Linked DNA regions of Homo sapiens: all the other regions are linked to region 3. A link is a loop called in an ENCODE intact Hi-C map of the cell type or tissue named here. Cell type or tissue: B cell. All regions are shown on one strand. Region 1 overlaps MOB3B (MOB kinase activator 3B). Region 2 overlaps MOB3B (MOB kinase activator 3B). Region 3 overlaps MOB3B (MOB kinase activator 3B). Region 4 overlaps MOB3B (MOB kinase activator 3B).

What was found. Hi-C counts contacts between places; a loop is a spot of excess contacts. Peaks named below come from ENCODE experiments on the same cell type or tissue, not always from the same donor. Only the 100,000 strongest peaks of a DNase experiment are listed, where the experiment ranks them.
Region 1: a loop joins it to region 3, with 4 times the contacts of the local background. A loop is called at or near these places in 5 of 110 quality-filtered maps.
Region 2: a loop joins it to region 3, with 1.9 times the contacts of the local background. A loop is called at or near these places in 5 of 110 quality-filtered maps.
Region 4: it touches region 3 in a loop (3-fold over the local background); 11 of 110 quality-filtered maps call a loop at or near these places.

What each region holds. Positions count from the first base shown.
Region 1 is chr9:27,458,443-27,463,442 of GRCh38, reverse strand. All of the region lies in intron 1 of MOB3B (MOB kinase activator 3B), which reads left to right. Among named protein-coding and RNA genes, the nearest start is that of IFNK, 63 kb to the left of the region's middle. In B cell, no CTCF peak of the experiment used is centred here; a DNase peak (open chromatin) is centred at 2,552; H3K27ac peaks cover 1,608 bases.
Region 2 is chr9:27,482,859-27,487,858 of GRCh38, reverse strand. The region is part of intron 1 of MOB3B (MOB kinase activator 3B); the gene reads left to right. Among named protein-coding and RNA genes, the nearest start is that of IFNK, 39 kb to the left of the region's middle. RefSeq lists a silencer at 2,480-2,609. In B cell, no CTCF peak of the experiment used is centred here; DNase peaks (open chromatin) are centred at 2,498 and 4,068; H3K4me3 peaks cover 2,869 bases; H3K27ac peaks cover 4,433 bases.
Region 3 is chr9:27,375,166-27,380,165 of GRCh38, reverse strand. The region is part of intron 2 of MOB3B (MOB kinase activator 3B); the gene reads left to right. Among named protein-coding and RNA genes, the nearest start is that of EQTN, 81 kb to the right of the region's middle. In B cell, no CTCF peak of the experiment used is centred here; DNase peaks (open chromatin) are centred at 645 and 2,175; H3K4me3 peaks cover 1,169 bases; H3K27ac peaks cover 2,386 bases.
Region 4 is chr9:27,439,886-27,444,885 of GRCh38, reverse strand. The region is part of intron 2 of MOB3B (MOB kinase activator 3B); the gene reads left to right. Among named protein-coding and RNA genes, the nearest start is that of IFNK, 82 kb to the left of the region's middle. In B cell, no CTCF peak of the experiment used is centred here; a DNase peak (open chromatin) is centred at 3,015; H3K4me3 peaks cover 560 bases; H3K27ac peaks cover 2,455 bases.

The sequences.
Region 1 (5,000 bases), 83 kb before region 3:
TTTTTTTTCTTTAACTACCCAACTGTCTAAAGAGGCACTTTTAAGTAGGTGGTAAGAGGTTTGGAGTCAGCTTGGCTACTTACTGGTTCTGTGATCAGGATATAGCTTCAATCTCACTGTGTCTCAGTTTCCTTAAGCGTAAATTAGGTATAATAATAATAATACCTATTCATAAGGTTGTGAAAACTAAAATAAATAGGAAGTCCTTAATAAATACCATTGTTAATATTATATAATTAGAATTTTAGGCATCCTAAGATAGATTCTAGGTGACTGGTCTCTCAAGAATCTGACTCTCTAGTAAAACTTGTATCATAATATGATTCAAATGATGAACATGATGATAGCAACAACCACTATACTATATTCAGTACTTGCTAATGCTAAGTGTTTTACGTAAACTGTTTGAATTCTTGCAGCAACCCTGCAAAAGCTGTGTGCTGTTAGCCACTGGGCTTTAGTGCCTCTTAATCTTGCCTGCTCTTGGTGTTAATTTTACCTATCCCCTGTCAAACTTAAACTTATGATCTTTTGAAAATTCAAACTGTATTTTCGAATTTCCAGTCTTCTTGCCCATTTTGTGTTCTCCACCTTCCTGCAAAGATCTTTTGCAATGGTTCCAGATGTCATACATAAGTTCTCATGGTGCTAGGGCTAGAAATTTTTCAGACTTTGAGACTCAAGTTCACTTAGTGGCTAAGAGTAAACAAGTCTGTTGTCAGTTACAGGATCCAACTTCCTTGAATTTGAACCTTTTTCCTTTAAGACTTTTCCAAGAAAGGATTGACATACGCTGTTTCAAAGAAAAAGAAAGGGTAACTGACAATGACCTTTATCCCAGTATCCACTGAAGGTTCAGAGTGATATCATATCAGCTGATATACACCCATGCTTTATAAAGTAAAAATACTTATCTCAATATCCGTTCAAGGTTCAGAGTGACATCATATCAGCTGATATACACTCATGCTTTAAAAAGTAAAAATACTTACATTTTTTACCTGCCTTAATTTTTTATTTCAGCTATAACTTAAGCTTTATCTGTAGTTCTCATCCCATCCCCCATTCTTCTACCCTCACCTGACTTAGATATTGTTTTTTTCAATTCACGTGTCTTTCTTTAAGCCACAAAAATGAATATTTTCCAGCTAGTCTAAATATCTGGAAATAATATACCAAATCTCTCACTGACTTAGAGAAGTTTCTCTTTCTTTTAAAAAAAATCAGTATAATCAGTAGGATGTCATTATAAGATTTATAATCTTTATAAGATTAAATAGGTCATCTGAGCTTTTATCCTGTAATAATTTTACTTTACTATTTATTTTTACAACTGCAGTAAGATTGGATCAACCCTGCCCAAGGTTTGACCAAAAGGTCTTCATCTTTGTCATTGTTGGGAATCTAAGCTAGTTGGTACTGGTGTCCAGAAGGAACATTATTCTCTTTATTTCAGAAAACATTTTTTAAAACTCTGTCTTTTGTTCCATGGACTGTCAGTAGGTAATGTTTCAAACCATACCAAACAAATCCCACTCTTTTCTTTTACTCTTTCCATTCTTTCTCACCACTAAGTGTCCTCTTCTGAATGATGATGAATCATTATAGGTTTTTGCTGAAAACACCTGTGCATTCATCTATTGTAGCTGTTGCTGCTGCTACAGTGTATAAGGTTACAGGTAATGCTTTCATTTTGGCACTATTTACTTACACATTTGATGCTAGAATGTCTGCACTGATGACCAAAACAATAAGCCTGTGAAACAGCAAGAATGCAATTCAAACGACCATTGAAGAGCTAGAAGATGAGCAGAATAGTCCTGTGACAGACTTCTGTACGGTTACACCTATTTGTACTAACTTCATCTGTGTTCAGAAATAATGTGAGCATTCTAAGCTCTGAAACCATGCATATCTTTGAAGATTAAAATGAGGCAGCAAGGTTTCTCCCAACTAATGTAACAAAATGCAGTGATATGACAGCTCAAAGTTGAGGAGTTGAATTCGTTGGGGAAAAAAATAGCAAAGCTGCTTCTCAGGCAGGAATCTCTTCCATTCTGGGGTTGTCCTGTGGGCAAAGATGGCACCTACTAAGTAGGCATAAGGTAAACAGTGCATAAGGGCTGATGGAATTGCATCTTAGGCACATCCTTTATTGGATCCTGGAAAGGTCAGACGATGTTCATTTTATGATACACACATACATACACCCCTCTAAAATAAAAACCCAATCTACTTTAATTCAATATTTGGGAAGTGGGAGGACGATTCCAAGGACTATTCCAGCTATAAAGAGAACAATATAGTGGGAAAATGAGAAATCAGACTGGTCATTCTTTGATTCTGAAGAGGTGGAATTTCAGATAACACAGAGGAATGGAGCAGCTCATTTGAAAGAAAAGTTGAGCTGAAGTCTTGTCCTTTCAGGAGGCAGACTTGTTACTTCAGGGTATCCCAGCGGCCTCAGTGAGTTGGCAGTGAGCTTACAGATTGACATAGAGTCCCCAAATAACTGAAGACAGGAGATCCACTTTGGTTCCTCTTTTGTGGTTTCACTGTGATGTAAAATGTTCGTAATTCACTGTCATTTACTCATTCATTCAGCAAACATTCAGTTAAGTCAGCTCTGTGCCTGGCAATGAAGATGACACTAAACCTCCTTCATGCGGGGTGTTTCTGGGGCATTTCTCTTATGGCCTTCCTATAGGAAATGAATCATCCTGGCAGCTGATCCTGCCAGGAGGAGTCCTCCACCTCACAGATAAGATATTGAACTGCCTTTCCTGCAACTGGTATCAGCTTCAGTCCCTCTCCTTTCCTAACCCCCTCACCCTTCAGTACCACCAAGGTCTCTTAGAGGTGGGCCTGGCTAGAGAAGATGGATCTCTCAGGAGTGACTGGGAGAGTTGTTTTATTTCTTCCTTATCCCTGGCAAGGACTCTTTGATTTCTCAACTAATGAGGCAAAAGACATCAATAGGAAAAGAAAAATTAGAACTTTCCTTGCCAGTGCGTTGCTTAGCTACCTTGTCAACATTCCCTTGCAGCCCAGCCGAATTCTCTCTGCATGTTTTTATAGTGCACATGTTTTATTGTTATAATTGATCTATTAGGCAGAAAATATGGAGAGCACATGGAACTTCTGTCAGTTTTGTGCTATTTATTTAGATTTCTGTTTTTCTCTTTCCAAAGACCTCACCCTTTATTGTCCTGTTTCATCCCTGACCTAAGTAATACTCTGAAGGAGTCACATCAGTATGCATGTTGGTGCATTGAACTTTATAGTATTAAAAGCAAAAGTCAATAACTAACCTCAAAACTACATACCAAATTGTGAATTCTTCATAGACAGGGACCACATTTTTATGAACTCTATGTCCTTAGTGCCTAGCCCTGTGTCTGACACATAAAAAGCTTTTAGTAAATGTTTATTGATCAAATGAACCATTGGTTTCAAATATTTATTAACAACCAGAATTGTCATGGGTGCAGTTCATGACATAGAATTTACTTTCCATTTCTACTTAGAAGGAAAACTTTATGACTTTTTTTTTTTTTTTTTTTTTTGGAGACTGAAACAGGACAGAAAATAACCACTGTGTTGTTGCTAGTGCTACAGTTTATTCAGCCAAAGAAACCTTTCTGCTTGAGGCCGCAATAGCAGCAGCTGCCCTCTACCTGGCATTTATGAAAAGGTATTCACTGGAGACCTCCTAGGTGCTGGGTGCTGGGCTATACAAGTCAGTCCAGATCAAAAGACCTGGTCATTGTCACCATCTGTCAAGGCGATTGTATTCAAAACAGTATCTCTCATTTTTTTTTCTCGAACATACCCACACTCAACTGAAGACTGTTTATGAAACAATCTGTTGACAAAACAATAAATGGAAGTTTGTTTATTCATTCCTTTACTCAGCCAGGCAGGCAGCCCTCCAACCCAGCACTTCTCAGATCATATACTTTTGAGATTTTGTTAAAATGCACACTTAGATCTACCAGGTTTGGGGTGAAGCCTGAGAGTCTACATTTCTAACAAGATCACTTAGTTAGATCAGGCCTTGATGCTTTGAGTGTCATCCATGGACCAGTAGATTCAGTACCACCTGGGAGACTGTTAGACCAGCCTAATCAGAACCTGCATTTTAACAAGATCCCTGAGTTCACATTGGCTAAGCACTGTTCTAACTATTTGATTAGCCCACAGCATAAATTATGGGCAGGGGTCCCAAGGGGGCTCTGGGCTGGGAAAGTAAGTCCAGGTGCATTTACAGTTCCCTTTTTAATTTCAAAACTCTCAGGTACCTGCGCCAATATGGCATCTCACACTCAGGAAAAGACACAGATGGGTGCCTCTTTGTTCTGTCGTTCAGTGGCATGATACATCTGTTATTATCCATCCTGGATTGCCATTGTCTTTAAACATGGGGGGGGGCCTACCTGATCAACCTATTTCTTCTTAAGAAAGCTTCATTTTAGATTCAAAAGTTTGACCTAAAGAGACAGCCTCATGTCTGACCATGTCAGAATCATTTACAAATTTGAATCAAGCACTAGGAGATCTGAGTCTCTGTTTCCTTGTCTGTAAAATGGAGATAATACCACCTGTCCTTCCAGTTCAAGAGACTGGTATCAGGCCAGAGCGGGAGGATTGCTTGAGGTCAGGAGTTCAAGACCAGCCTAGGCAACAAAGTGAGACCATGTCTCTACAAAATACAAGATAAAATACTTAGCCAGGCATTGTGGCATGCACCTACGGTCCCTGGTACTTAGAAGGCTGAGACAGGAGGATCGTTTGAACCTGGGAGGTCGAGGCTGCAGTGAGCCATGATCACACCACACCACTCCAGCAGTGGCATGATCATGGCTCACTGCAGCCTCGACCTCCCAGGTTCAGGTGATCTTCCTGTCTCAAAAAAAAAAAAAAAACATATCTTCAAATTTGTTATATGAGTATCTCTAGAAGAAAAATTCCCAAATTTCCAACAGTGTTTTAATATTTAT
Region 2 (5,000 bases), 110 kb before region 3:
AGAGAAGGCAGAAGCCATGATGATAGCATAGCAGAATCAATAAGCAGAGAAGAGACCATAGCATCAGGGTGAGAAAGATGTACATGAAGAATCTATGGAAATAGTTGAGTCATTTTAATGGCATACGCAAAAGTGAAAAATCTTCGAACTCTTGCTTCTAAGGGTCAGGTGGCCAAGCAGCCCCTAAGGAGCAGCTTAGAATAGAAAGCTACTAGATCAGCTGGAAAGGAAATAATGAACCCAAATGTACCTATCTAGTTTATTACTCGTGGTACATCAGGCAGCATGAGCATTATGTCTGCATCATCAGTTCTCCCTGGCCCCCCAGGTCTCATGGAGGTGATGGGGATGTGGGCCTAGGTGGATACTGTGCACATAGGGGTCTGTTTCACAGCTGAGCAACACTGAGCTTTAGAAAACCCCAATTTTATAAGGAGACATGCCTATCCTCCCCTCCAGAGACGGCTGATTCCAGGGTAATAAAGCTTATTACCCTGGAATGTAAACCGATCTCTGGGCAGGGGATGTTCTCTGTCTTTACTATGCTAGTCAGGAAACACATGTGCCTTCTGATCTGCAGGGGAACACTATCTTTAGTTTCCTAGGCTGTTTGCTATGCAAATATCCCAGAAAATATAGTCTGGCATGACTTATAGAAACGTTATGGAGAATTGCCTCCCAACGCTAAGAATTATTTATTTATTTTATTTATTTATTTATTTATTTTTGAGACAGAATCTTACTGTGTTGCCCAGGCTGGAGTGCAATGGTGAGACCTTGGCTCACTGCAACCTTCACCTCCCAGGTTCAAGTGATTCTCGTTCCTCAGCCTCCTGAGTAGCTGGAATTACAGACATGTGACACCACACCCAGCTAATTTTTGTATTTTTAGTAGAGGTGAGGTTTCACCATGTTGGCCAGGCTGGTCTTGAACCCCTGGCCTCAAGTGATCCATCTGCCTCAGCCTCCCAAAGTGCTGGCATTACAAGCGTGAGCCACCACGCCCAGCCCCAACACTAAGCATTCTTAAGCTGCCTTGAGTCTTTCCACTTTATACATGGCCAAGTCCTGTTTTAACTCCTGTTTAGATTCATATGAACCTCATATTTTCTTTATTCCCATTAAATTCTTAAAGCACCACTTCTCCCCACAGTCACACTAGCCTGGGTGGATTTCTGCTTCTCATCTCTAGAAGGCCAGAGCTAACTAACATAAAGCTGGAAAATTAGATTGTAATCAGAATGCGGGCCCTTGAATGCCAGGTGAAAGTTTTAATCGAATATGAAACCCTGACACTTGGATGCCACAGGACTAGCTTTAGTTAGGCTTGATCCACTTATGCGTCTGTTCATTTGGGATGTGATTACTCAAGACACAGGAAGTTATTCTATTCATTGCCTCCATAATGCTTTGAAGGGTGCTTCAAATTTGAGCCAGAGGCAGAAGTGATCAATTTTCTATCCTATTAATTGTTTGGATTTCTTGTTCCAGATCTTCTTCTTAAAAGTCTTAATAGATTTCATCAAATGAAACTTTAGATAGGTATTGGCTTACAGGTTTACACACAGGTCTTCTCACTTACCGGTCCTCCTGCGTTGGAAGTTCTTCATACTCTTTGACTTGCTTCTAATACTGCCACCCTGAATCCTTCTAGTCTCTGTGCACAAGTATCTTCATCAAAGAGGCATTCCTGGTCCACCATCGAAACTAGCTCTTGCCCGTTGTCCTGTCTTGTGGCACTTGCTCTTTTCATTCTTGGCACACAGCACAATTTGTAATTGTACATCATGTATGTGTGTTTAATGGCTTCTCCCCCAACAGACTGTAAGCTCCACTAAGAGAAGAGTTATATCTTTCATTCATTACAGAAAACCCAGCCTAGTGTACCAAGTGCTCAAGAAATATTGATTGAACAAATTATAGATTTTTGACTCTCTTTGTAAAAAGTCTTGAATAGTTCAGCTCAGTGAGTTTGCACTTATGTGGTTAGCAATAGTGTTGGTGAGTTTTATACATACAGGACTTAACATCATTAGATAGTGTTTTGTTTCTGCCATTTTTTTCCTATTACAAAAGGAATATAATCTCAATGCCTTTAACTCAATAAACACAGAAGAGAACAAGGGGGAAAAATTGATATCATGGTAATTCTGCTGTTGACATTTTGTAGAGCTGTGTTTTAAAGAAGAGTAATTTTCCATGAGGGTAGAGAGGGAAGAGAATGTAGGATGTAAAATCAGTTTGAGATGGTCCACACAAAAGTCGATATGAAAGTGAAATGTAAAGCAGGAGCCATTGGAGTGCAAAGAAAGGGGCTAATATTGGAGACATTCCAGAGACAGAATCAGTGAGATTTGCCCAAGGCAATGCTGACATTTGGGGCTTTGTGATTGGGAGACAGATGTAGCTCTTAACAGAAATAGTGGTGTTGGAGAGGCCTTGAGTCCTAGAAAGGAAATAGGCTTTAGAGCCAGCAGAGGTGGGTTTCAGTTCTGGTTCTGCAAGCAAGTCACCTAACCTCAGTGAACCCATTTCCTTCCTGTGTAAAATGAGCTCCACAGTCCCTACCTTGCCAGGTTGTTGTTGGGTAAGTTACTTAACCTTTCTCAGCTTCTTTATCTGTTAAGATAGGAATAATAACAGTACTTACCTCATGGGTTGTTTCGAGGATTAAATGAGTTAATATTGTAGAATAAGTGATATATAGAAGTATTTGCTATGATCCTTGTTGTTATTGATATATTATCAATATATGGACTGGATGCCCTTGAGACATCCAGCTGAAACTGTCCATCTGGCCACGCAAAACACTTGTCTCGAACTTGGATCCGTGGTCTGTTTAAAAATACTGGCAAGGCCAATTTTCCGGGGTGGTTCATGTGTTGTCAGGGTTAAAGGCTGGGAGTCAAGTTTCCATTAACTGAGGTATAATGGTCACTGTACTCCATGTCCCAGAGTCCCCTTCTAAAGTGGATACCTCAACCTGACTGTGTGGATGTAGTTTACTAGCTGGTACCCTGGTGAGCTCATGCCTGGGTTTGACAGCCTGCAGAAAAAGCCTGAGGATGCATGGAACGCTGAGTTCTCAGGGCAGGGTAGAGGAGGCCGGGGGTCGGGGGGTTGATTTGTGCAAGCACCAAACCCACAGGGCAGGTGCAAGGCTCAGGAGGTGGGCAGACATGAAATGCACAGGAACAAGCAAACAGAAGGGAATTATCCTGGGACTGCTATTCATGAAGCCTTTATGGTGGCCCTTTAATGTGGATAGGTTAAAGTGACTCGAAGGTTGAAGGCTAACAAAATATTTTCAAATTCTTTATGCTTTTTATTTAAAGTAAAAATAAATGAAAAATAATGCACTTCAGTTTGCTCTCTTCTTACTGCCTCCCACTCATCAGTTTTGCACAGGGAGAAATGTCCACTTGCCATGGCTTCTTACTCCCGCCTGAGTTTTTTGTTTTGTTTTTAGCATAGACCCATTATAACTGAAAGCAAACAGCCCACCTTCTCAACCCCCTACATGGCAGACAGGGGGCTGCTGTGGAAATGCTGGGAGACCTTGTTAGATCAGTGTCTTCTGTGATGGCTGTTTATTATCTCTTCCCGTTTTTCTCTGAGTTAATGGGATCCTCTGAATGGGAGCCCTTAGAAAGACTCCTGATCACTTCTATGTTCAACTCACCCTCAGCTCCAGACAACTGTGATAGGACCTGCATTTTGAGAAGAGCATATATTATGAAATGCAGGTAACAATTCTCACTTGGGGCATCCCTGCCCCTCAAAGATGCAGGAAGAACTTGGCCTGAACCCCAATGCTTGGCATCATAAGCTCGTTATGGGCCCTCACCCTGCCCTGGCACTCCTTAGTGGCTCTGTCACCTGGACTCAAACCCTTATCCCCTACAAGAAATCCAGTGGAAAGCAGCATTTTCCAGAGTCTGTAGCTTTTTTGAAGATTTCATTCATGAAGGGCGAGCAGCAGCAAATGGACCACTCAGCTGTGACACACCCTCTGCCATTTCCCCCTACGTCGCTTCACATCCTATTAATACCAGCTCTCTTTGCACCCTCCTGCTGTACATGGGACCAGGTCTTTTAAGATTTTCTGAGGCCTTAGTTCCTCTTCTGCCCACGAGCATACCAAACATAACAACGTGCACCCACACCTCACATTAAATATAATCTGTGCAGCAAGCGATGAAAAGCACCTTTATAATTGGGCCTTTGAAATCATTTGACTGTAAGTATGTCATTCAATTTATGATTAGCTCTGTTTTCTCAGGAGCTATGCAGTCAAGAATTCTTAAAAAGAAAGTCAGCTTAACTTACTAATTGTTTTCATGCACAAGAAAATATTTTTAAAATATTTTGAAACAAAATGTTATTGAAATTTGTTAGATTTAACAATGAAAGAAGTACCATATATTGGCCGGGCGCGGTGGCTCACGCCTGTAATCCCAGCACTTTGGGAGGCCGAGGCGGGCGGATCACAAAGTCAGGAGATCAAGATCATTCTGGCTAACACGGTGAAACCCCGTTTCTATTAAAAATACAAAAAATTAGCCAGGTGTGGCAGCGGGCGCCTGTAGTCCCAGCTACTCGGGAGGCTGAGGCGGGAGAATGGCGTGAACCCGGGAGGCGGAGCTTGCAGTGAGCCAAGATGGCGCCACTACACTCCAGCCTGGGCGACAGAGCAAGACTCCGTCTCAAAAAAAAAAAAAAAAAAAAAAAAAGTACCGTATATTTGTAGACATTTACTTAAACATTTGGTAATTGTCATGTTTATCTCTTTGTATTTTGGAAACAATTATCTCTTTTAAGCCCTCAAATATGTATGTGCACCTCTTAAAGATATTAAACTGCAAGCGCTGTAGCTATGTTTTCCAGTGGATAAGACAGGTTAGCAGGAGGCCTGTTCAAGGCAAGATACTCTAGGAAAAGAGTCCAGTCCTTATCCTGGCTTCATTTCTCTCCAGAAGCAGCCTTATCAGGCCAACCCA
Region 3 (5,000 bases):
AAAGTTGCACTGCTAGTGGGGGCCCATAGACCTCGTGGTGGGTGAGGATTTAGACACAACTTGCAAGATACAGGGGTTGATCCAGCTTTTCCCAGAAAGGCGTGGGTGGGTTCTGCTGAACTGGCACATCAGGAGTTTCACTGGGGTTAATGTTTTAACCGTTGTGTCAATATACTTAATGACACTTTGTTTGAATATTCTATAACTGAATGGAAGCACTTTTAACGAACAAGTTTTGTTTTATTTTTAGGTGAGCGAATAGCAGTAAGATTTACCTAGGTACACTTTGTACTATATTGAAAAGTTTACATTTTGAAAAACCAAATATGATATATTTAGACCAAAGAAATAGTTAGACTTTATGCCTTGAGAGCTTTGCAACTCTTTCAGTGCTTATAATCTTTTCAAGATCTGAGGGTCTGTTTCACTCTCCTGGTGCTTCCTGGACTGTGTAGTTTTTATTTGGGAGATTAACCACTGGGGGCTTTTGTTCAGAACCTGCCTTGGACTGAATGGCTTTGGACCAGGTCTCACTTGGTGCCTTCTGCTCCTATGGTAAGGAGAAAAGATCTGCAGCCCTCACAGCCCGGCTCCTCCAACACTTTGGGGTGTGACCTTGGGCAGGAAACTTCATCTTCCTCTGTCGTTTCCTCATCTGTGAACAGGGGATGATGGTAGTACCTGCCTCCTGTGGTTGTGGTGAGGACTCAGTGAGGTAATGACTGGTCCTGGTTCAGAGTAAACCCTCAGTAATTATCGAATATTGTTGTCACCAGCACTGTCACCCCACAGCTAGCTGTCTCTTATGCCAAAAACTCAAGTCATAGAATTTCAGAGTTGAAGGAAACCCCAGTAATTCCTAAAGGTGCGTTAGAATCCCCAAGGGTGCTTTAAAAGTCACCTATTCCTGAGATGCACCCAAGAGCCAGTAAATCACAAGGGGGTCTGGGAATCCACTCTGCTGAGAAGCAATGCAGGAGATGGTAACATGCAACCAGAGATGAAAACCATCTTCCCTTGCCTGAATCCCCGCTCCAACAACCCTTGCAAGTGGTCTCCGGGCTTCTTCTTGAACACCTCCAGCCTGGGGAGCTCACTATCACCTGAGACAATGCATCCCATTTTGGACACCTTAGGCAATGTAAATTTGTCTTCATGCTGACCTAAAGGAAGGGGTTCCTTCTGACCCTGAGGAGGCAGAACAGAGCAGTGGAAAGAGAGCAAGCTTTGAGCTTTGAGCTCAGAAGACGTGGGCTAGAATTCCACTCTAGCACTTGTTAGCTTTGTGGCCCTGGATAAGTGGTTTGCAATTTTCTTTTCCCTTTCCTCTTCCAAATGACCTTCTTTCAAATATTTGAGCCCTATCCTTCCAGTCTTCTCCTAGCCTCCCTGTGTGATAAGACCTTCATTTCCTTTATCACTTTGGTCACATGCCCAGCTCTGCCCATGCACATGCAATACTCAAAGATGCACAGGATTCCCCAGGTGTGGTTCTGGGTCAGGGAGTCATCAGGGCTGGCAAGGGCTGGGAGAATGGACCAGAAAGCCATAGAGTGAGATACAGGGGGAAGAAGAACACAGACTGGCACACCAGATCCCCGGCCCTCACCTTCACGGTCCTTTGGCCAAGCTGCCCCCTGGTTCCAATAGTTCTGGGACTAAACCCTGGCTTTTGCCCTTGCGCCAGGAGTAGTGGTGAATGTAATCATTCTGGCCACATCATTGAGGGAACTAGATGGGATCAGGGCCAGCTTTGCCTCCTGTTCACTTTGTCCAGAGCTGACATCAGAGCCTGCTGGAGAGTAGGTGAGCAGCAATATGTGTCCCTTTTTACCCATGTCCAGATGCAGCATCCATCCTTATGACCTCATTCCCTCCCCAGCTGAGATTCATTCTCAGTCACACACAGTCTTTTCAGTCTAGAAGCAAAGACTCTTCTACTCATTGTGTAGGTCAGAAAGAGAAATGCAAAGGTTTTGAGATCTGATTTCTGACCTGAAGATCCTTATTACTAGCTATGTGTCTTCAGAAAGTTTAACCTCTCTTAGTTTCAGTTCCTTCATCTGTAAAAATTGAGACATAAGTAGCCCATACCTCATAGATTGCAGGAAGAATTAAATGATGTGGTGTATACAAACTCTTAGTCTAAGTGATTGATGTGTGTTGGCTTCTTGGGGGAAGGAGAGGTGACAGTGAATGATTTCTTACCCCACTACCTGTGAGAGCAGAGCAAGACAGGCTGGGCTTGCCCATCACCCTGCCCTTCAACCCCCTGTGGGGGACCTAGGGTTCAAATGAACGTCACTATCCACACTTCTGTAAAGTTGGCCAGTGTTACTCTGGGGCAAACCTAAATAGAATGTCAAACGGAATTTGAATTTTACAGAGGAAATGTGAAAGTCTTAGAGAACATTTCGCTAGTTTTTAAAACTTTTTATAGGTCACAGTTCAGTTGCCTTGCAGTTTCATGAACTTTGCCAGTGTTTTCAATTTAGCATAAAAAGTGTGGTCAGATTTGTATAAACCTCACCTGGGAACTTGTTTGAAGCACAAGTTCTCAGACCCCTCCCCAGACTCACTGAAACTCTGGGGGTGCAGCTCAGCAGTCTGTGTTCAGTGAGCACTCCAGGTGCTTCTCAGGGCTCCCGTTTGAGAACACTGGTCTAGGTGTTAGAAGGGTGGTCCCCTCCCTTCTCCCCTTCCTCCCACCCCTGGCAGTTTTGAGGTCCAGATGACCAAGCCCGGCTCTCTAGCCGTGTATTTTCAGCACTTCCGTAGTGTGAAGACAGCTCCTGAGAGAATGACTCATCGTCTCATCCTGGGAGATTCATGTATTTGTGTCACAGCAGGTGTAATCTAAATCCAAGCCTAGGCCTGGAAAAGAGTTAGGAAACAAACATCTGTTTTGGGTGTTCAGACTGACAGATCAGTTGTCTCCCTCCACCTCGGAGGCTTCCTTCCTGATCTCCTGACCACAGTAATAGTTCTCTGATGGCTAATGAAAATAGCAAATTTTATCAAGTTCTACCTTTTGGAAAATACCATTCATTATTTTCCCTTTAATCCTCACAACAGCCCAACAAGGTAGATGCTATTAAGATCCTTATGTCCTTCACAGTGAAACAGCCTCAGAGAGGCTAAGTCATTTGCCCAAGATCGTGTAGCTAATAAATGGGAGACGAGAGACTTGAGTTCAAGTCAGACACCAGATTCTGTAAATCTTCAGCCAGACTTCCCACTTGGTTAAGCAAGCTAGATCCTTGAGCCAGGAATATTCTAGGCCTGTGGTTCTTAAAATTTGTCATGGATCAAGATTTCTGGAGGACATCTTAAAGCACAGATTGCTGGACCCTTGTCCCCAAGTGTTAGATTCAGTGCTGCTAGGTTGAGGCCTGGGAATTTGCATTTCTAGCAAGCTCCCAGATATTGCTGGTGCTGCTGGTCCGGAGACCACACTTAAAGAATCACTTCTGTAGGCCAGTATTTCTCAACCAGGGCTGTACATTAGAATCATCTGAGGAACTTCAGATTCAATTGTTCTAGTGTGAGACACTGCCATTCTATTTTTTTATGTTCCCTGGATAATTCTAATGCACAGCCAGGGTTGAGAACCACTGCTATACTCAAAGGAAGACTACTAATTCCTTTTTATAGCTTTGGTTCTTGAGTCCTGTGTCCATTTTTTTCTAACGGCAGCATGCATACTTCTGGGAAACTCAGTGTGTGCAACGGGTACCAACACTGCAAGACAAATAGTGCTCATTCATTTCATTTCAATATTTTCTATGAAACAAACATCTATTGTGGAGTATAATGCAAAGTGTTCATGAACTCTTAATGTAAAATGTAATGTAAATGGGATTTAGTCCACTCCTAAGAATTTAGCCAAGGAAAATTGTCAGGACCAACTGTCAAAGATATGTACAAGAAGAGGCATCTAAGTATTACTTTGTCTTGATAATTGCTGAGTCTGTGTGATGGTTATATGGTGATTCATTGTTCAAAGAATATCTAATACTTATGTCAAGTACAAAAAGGAGGATACAAACTGAATATTTAGTATGACTCTAATTGTACTTTTAACAAAACTATATACATACACACACAGAAAAAAGACTGGAAGATAACACAACAAAATATTACCAGTGATTATTTCTTGATGGGATTATGGGTGATAATGATAACATTTTCTAATTTTTAAACAATATTACTTTTATGATTAGACCAAAAGAATTTGTGTAGGCAGTCACCTATTCTTGTAAATACATTCTACAATGTCTGCCTGAAATACAAAGCATGCATTTGTAGATTAGAAGTTTTTTCAGAGAATTAGAAAGCATCTTACAATTGTTAATTAAGGTCCCAATGGGTGCTAATGCCTTTGGGACCTGGAAATGTGAGAATCATCATAGGAACCTAGGGAGATTGTGCTGGGCAAAAGGGCTTTTGCTCTGCAAGGTGGTTCTTCTAATGGGGTTAGGCAGCAGGGGTTGCTAGAGGCTCCTCAGGATGCATGGGGTGAGTGTGGGGCTTTTGTCCTCTCCTCTAGCGAGTACACACTCCTCCACAGTGCTTCTGTGTGACATCACCAAAGCATCCACTATAATTAATGTATCATAGATCAAATGCACCCTAGTAAAGGGAATTTAGCAATGTCCATGTAGTGTGCAAATATGCAGGAGGTAAGAAAGTTAAGCATATGTAACTCAAGGACCACCTATGAATGTTAATAAAGAAAGAACATATGGAGAAAACTCTTGTATTGCAAAACATGAAGCCCATGTGCCTTCATCATCCCCAGAAGTCTGTCTGTTCATGCTCCCTGGGATTCCGTTCAGAAAACAAGTAAATGGTGCCTTCTGCACATTTATGTTAAACGGAGAACCAAAAAGAGTGACTACCCCACTCCAGTGCTTGCTGGGGCTGGGAGAACAAAGAAGCTGCAAGTATGAGGTACTCAAAGACAGTGTTACTAGGGTAATGATTTTCCAGTATGGCCA
Region 4 (5,000 bases), 65 kb before region 3:
ATTATATTAACTAGCATTTATTACTTATTCTGGGCCAAGCAATATGCTAGGTCTTTTATTATATTTTTTCTAATCCTCACAGCAGTCCTGGTTAACCATCATTATTATTATCCCTATTTTCAAATGAGGAAACTGAGATAAATTTCTTCTTTCAAAGTCACCCTCCTAGTAAGTGGTTGATCCAGGTTTAGAATCCAGACTTGCCTAACTACAAAGCTACAGAGTTTTTTAAGCTGCATTTGATGAAATTATAACCTTTCCTCTCTCTAAAAACATAATAACTTAAAAACAAGATGAAAGTAGTGTCTATAATTCCCTGTTTTCTGGAAATGATAAAGATTAAATTGGGATAAAGTATTTCTTTTCAAGTAGAAAAATTTAGGCCCACTTTTTCATATATGTACCTATTTAAAGTACAGATGTACTTGTGAAGATATCTTTATGATTAACTTGAAAAAATTTACTGCCTTCCCTTCTAATACCCGAGCTCCATTTACAAATGACATCTGAAGAGGTGGAAGAAAGCAGGTTGATGTGGGGTATTTTATCTTTTCCTTCCTTCCTTCCTTTCTTCCTTCCTTTCTTCCTTCCTTCCTTCCCTCCCTCCCTCCCTCCCTCCTTCCTTCCTTCCTTCCTTCCTTCCTTCCCTCCCTCCCTCCTTTCTTTTTCTTTCTTTCTTTCTTTTTCTTTCTTTCTTTCTTTCCTTCCTTCTTTCCTTCCTTCCTTCCTTCTTTCCTTCTTCTTTCTCTCTCTCTCTTTCTTTCTTTTCCCAGAGGACAGGGGTTGCAAAGGCAGAGGTTTCCATTTACTGGAATGTCACAGGAGGTGCAGAACATCTGCCATGGCCTTGTGCTCTTGAAATATTATGCCATATAATGTTCTTAGATGGGGCTCAGAGAGAACATGCTGTGGTTGATTATGATATCTGCATAGGTGCAAGACTAAAGAATGTGTATCATACATATGCCATTCATGCTCTTCACTGTTCTGAAAGGATAATTATTGACAGCCCAAGGAGAAGGCCAGTCATGTGTACATTGGTTTTCTGAAGTCTAACAACTACCAGGGCTAATAAAGCTATTGGGGCATGATCAGGAAGTATGCTAAAACCAAACCAAAATGTTACCTTCTTATCAAAACCCTGATGGTGAGTCTTGAAATCAGAGTGCCCAGCCCTTGGGGCAACTCAAGGTGGGTGTATGAGAATAGAAGACGGTCCAGGGTATGGTCTCTAAGATGATTAAGAAATTGAAAAGTAGGGGTTCCTGATTGGACTAACTTGAATTCTTCAGGAAGAGGGAAAAAGTGAAAAGCTGTAAAATCATAAAGGGAAGATGGCAAATATGGTTGGGTATTTTCCCCAACTAAATCCTGATATTTAAGAATACCTTTCGCAGTTTGAGAAGGTTCAGTGATAGACCAGTAAAAGAAAGGAAGAAATCGTTTATGTATGTTTGGAAACTTAAAAACTTGTTACTTTCAGTGTGGTATAGACTACAAATAATAGAGTACAGGATGAATAATGTAATAGAGATCTGGACTACAGTCCCAGAGTGAGCTATTGGGAGAGTTGATGTATATTTGGTGGCACGTTCCTGACTGTTGAGCTTGGTGTCAAATACCCTTAAGCTTCAAGATGCAGTGGGAAGACTAGACATAAGGACTGGCCCTGCTGCTTTTCAGTTGTGTCACGCAGGGCAGTAGTTCTCAAAGTGGGTCCTAGACCAGCAGCATCAGGATCCCTTGGGAACTTATTAGAAATGCAGTTATAGGCTTCACCCTATATTTAGTGAATCAAAAATTCTGGAAGTGGCCCAGAAATCTGTGTTTTAAAGCTCTGTAGGTAATTCTGATTCAAGCTAGAGTTTGAGACCCACTTGTCTGGGGCGAGCAAATTCTGCCTGAGCCTTATTTTTCAGATATATAAAATAATGATACTAACACTTATCCCACAGGGCTGTTACTTTGAAAAAATTATTTACTTGAGACATTGTGGTTATGGTAGCAGATGAGACAGGCCCAGACCTCATGGAACTTACATTTCAGTCAGGAAAACAGGCCCCATGCCAGATGGTGCAATGAAAGGAGCTAACGTGGAGAACTAGCACAAAAGTGCTGAGAGAGCTCAAAGTCAAACTGGGCTGGCAAAGCAACAATATAATATTATAACAAGAGCCGGAAGCCACTGCCACCTTAGGCTTGCATGAGGGAAGTCAGAGAGGGTGTTACCAGGGCTCAGGAGCCAGGGGCAAAGAGGGGAGGTCCCTTGGAGCCAAGGTGAATAGCAGTACTGCCTGACCCGAAAGGGCAGGGTGGGAGGTAGAAATACCTGGCTGTCTGCTTCCCTCCTCCAGTCTCCTGCCAATGCTTCCCACTGTCTTTGGCAAAGGAGCCTGGGAAACACGTTTTGCTGAGGAAAGATAGAGAACGGATCTGAGAGCAAGTAGGCAAATAACTGGCTTATGGAGAAAACAGATAAAACGCAAATAAATATATGACATAATGTCAGATAAGGATAAGTTCTATGAAGACAATTAAAGTAGGAAAACGGAATTAGGATGCTGTAAGATTTAAATAAGACAGATGAACAACAGTCAGTGCTCCTCAAATTTTCTGTGGTTTCAGAACCCCTTCATATTCTTAAAAATTACTGAAAATCCTGATCTTTTGTGTATGTGGGTCATATCTAGCAACAGCTAACAATATTAGAAATTAAAACTAGGAAAATTTAAAAATATTTATTAATTGAGAAAGTAATAAGCCCATTACATGCTAACAAAATAACTTTTTTTATGAAAAATAACTACATTTCCCAAAACAAAAAAATTTTTGAGTAAAGAGAGTAATATTGTTTTACTCTTCACAAATCTCTTTAACGTCTGGTTTAACAGAAGGCAACTGGACTCATATCCGCTTCTGCATTTTCAGTCTATTGTGGTTTATTGTTTTGATTCATGTCAGGGCTGACATGAGTATGTGGTTGGAAAGGGGAGGATTTTGTGTACCTTTGAAAGGGTCCTTAGGGATCCATACAACACTGAGAACACTGCTGGGGTGGGGAGGGAGTCCTTTGTACCTAGTAGGCACTAGACTATGTTGGTTGAAACAAGACAAGCGACAATTGCATTACGAATTTCACAATATAGTAGTCCCCCTTTATCTATGGTTCTGATTTCCTCTGTTTCAGTCACCTGTGGTCAACTGTGGTCTGAAAATATTAAATGGAAAATTCCAGAAATAAATGATTCATAAGTTTTAAATTGCACACTGTTCTGAGTAGCATGATGAAATCTTGCTCTGTCCTACCTGGGACAAGAACCTTCCCTTTGTCCAGCATACCCACACTGTAGACTCTACCTGCCCATTGCTCATTTAGTAGATATCTGGGTTATCAGTTAACCTTTGCAGTATCACAGAGCTTGTGTTCAAGGAACCCTTATTTTCCTTAATGATGGCTCCAAAGTGCAAGAGTAGTGATGCCAGCAATTCAGATATGCCAAAGAGAAGCCATAAAGTGCTTCCTTTAAGTGAAAAGGTGAACATAAGGACTTAAGGAAAGAAAAAAATTGTAGGCTAAGGTTGCTCAGATCTATGGTATGAATCTTCTGCCTGTGAAATTGTGAAGTAAAAAGAAATTTATGCTAATTTTCTTGTTGCCTCTCAAACTGCAAAAGTTATGGCCACAGTGCATGGTAAGTGCTTAGTTACGGTAGAAAAGACATTACATTTGTTGGTGGAAGTCATGAATCAGGCCGCACAGCAGGAGGTGAGTGGCCAGTAATGGAGAATTACTGCTTGATCTCAGCCTCCTGTCAGGTCAGTGGCGGTGTTAGATTCTCATGGGAGCACGGACCCTATTGTGAACTGCACATGTGAGGGATCTAGATTGCTCACTCCTTATGAGACTCTAACTAATGCCTGACGATCTGAGGTGGAACAGTTTCATCCTGAAACCAACCCTAACCCTGCTGTGGAAAAATTGTCTTCCACAAAACTGATCCTTGGTGCCAAAAAGGTTGAGGACCGCTGCTTTATGGTATTTACCCACCAGTACTGATGGCATTTCACATCAGTATTCACAGTTATGTGGTCTCCTTATCACAGAGTTTTTGGGAGCACCAAAGGAAAGATGCTAATTGATCTTTAAAAAAAAAATGAATCTTCTGATTTCCTTAGCACTATGTTCACCCTAACCTAATGAGCTAATTCAGACTAGATGCGTAACTGGTGGGACTTGATACACACACAGAAAATATCTTAAAATTGAATGAATATTTTATAATTATTGTGCCATACATTAGAGAGTGGTGGACCACCACCAGTTATTCACCTTGCAAATTTTATGCAACAAATATTCAGGCTCAGGAGAGCTTTCTATAATATCCAGGTCAGAGTAGTCATGAATTTCTTCCCATCATCCATTGATACGTATTCTTATAGAGTACCAAACATCAGCCAAGACCCAAGTAATACAGTAAGGTAGCTATTATGGAAAAAAAAAAAAAAGAAGGAATCATTTAGAAAGTATTTGTTCTCAGAATTATTATCTATGACTCTGCTCTTTCCATCTACATAGATAATTGAATTCAGCATTAACTGAGCCCCATGACAAGGGCACTGTGATGTAGTTGAACATCAGTCAGCATTAAAGAGACATGGCCACATTGCTTCAACCTGCAGATGGGCAGATATGTATTGCCCACTGTGGACAGACTCATTTCTGAATGGGATTTATAGAACATCTTATGCTACATGAAATGTGTTTTACTGCTAGGGTGAGACCAATCTTACACCTGCCTTGCTAACCAGGTTTTGTCATATCTAGATTTTGTTTTAGACAGTTACTGTAATAATGATGTCTACCATTTTCTCTCCACTGTAGGTTAACTAGGTGCTTTACATTGCTACCTTACCTCTCACAACAGCCTTACCCCCCACCACCGGGCCCACCCCCAAAGCATGACAGGCAAAACAGCCTTTTGCCTGTTTTCCCAATGAGG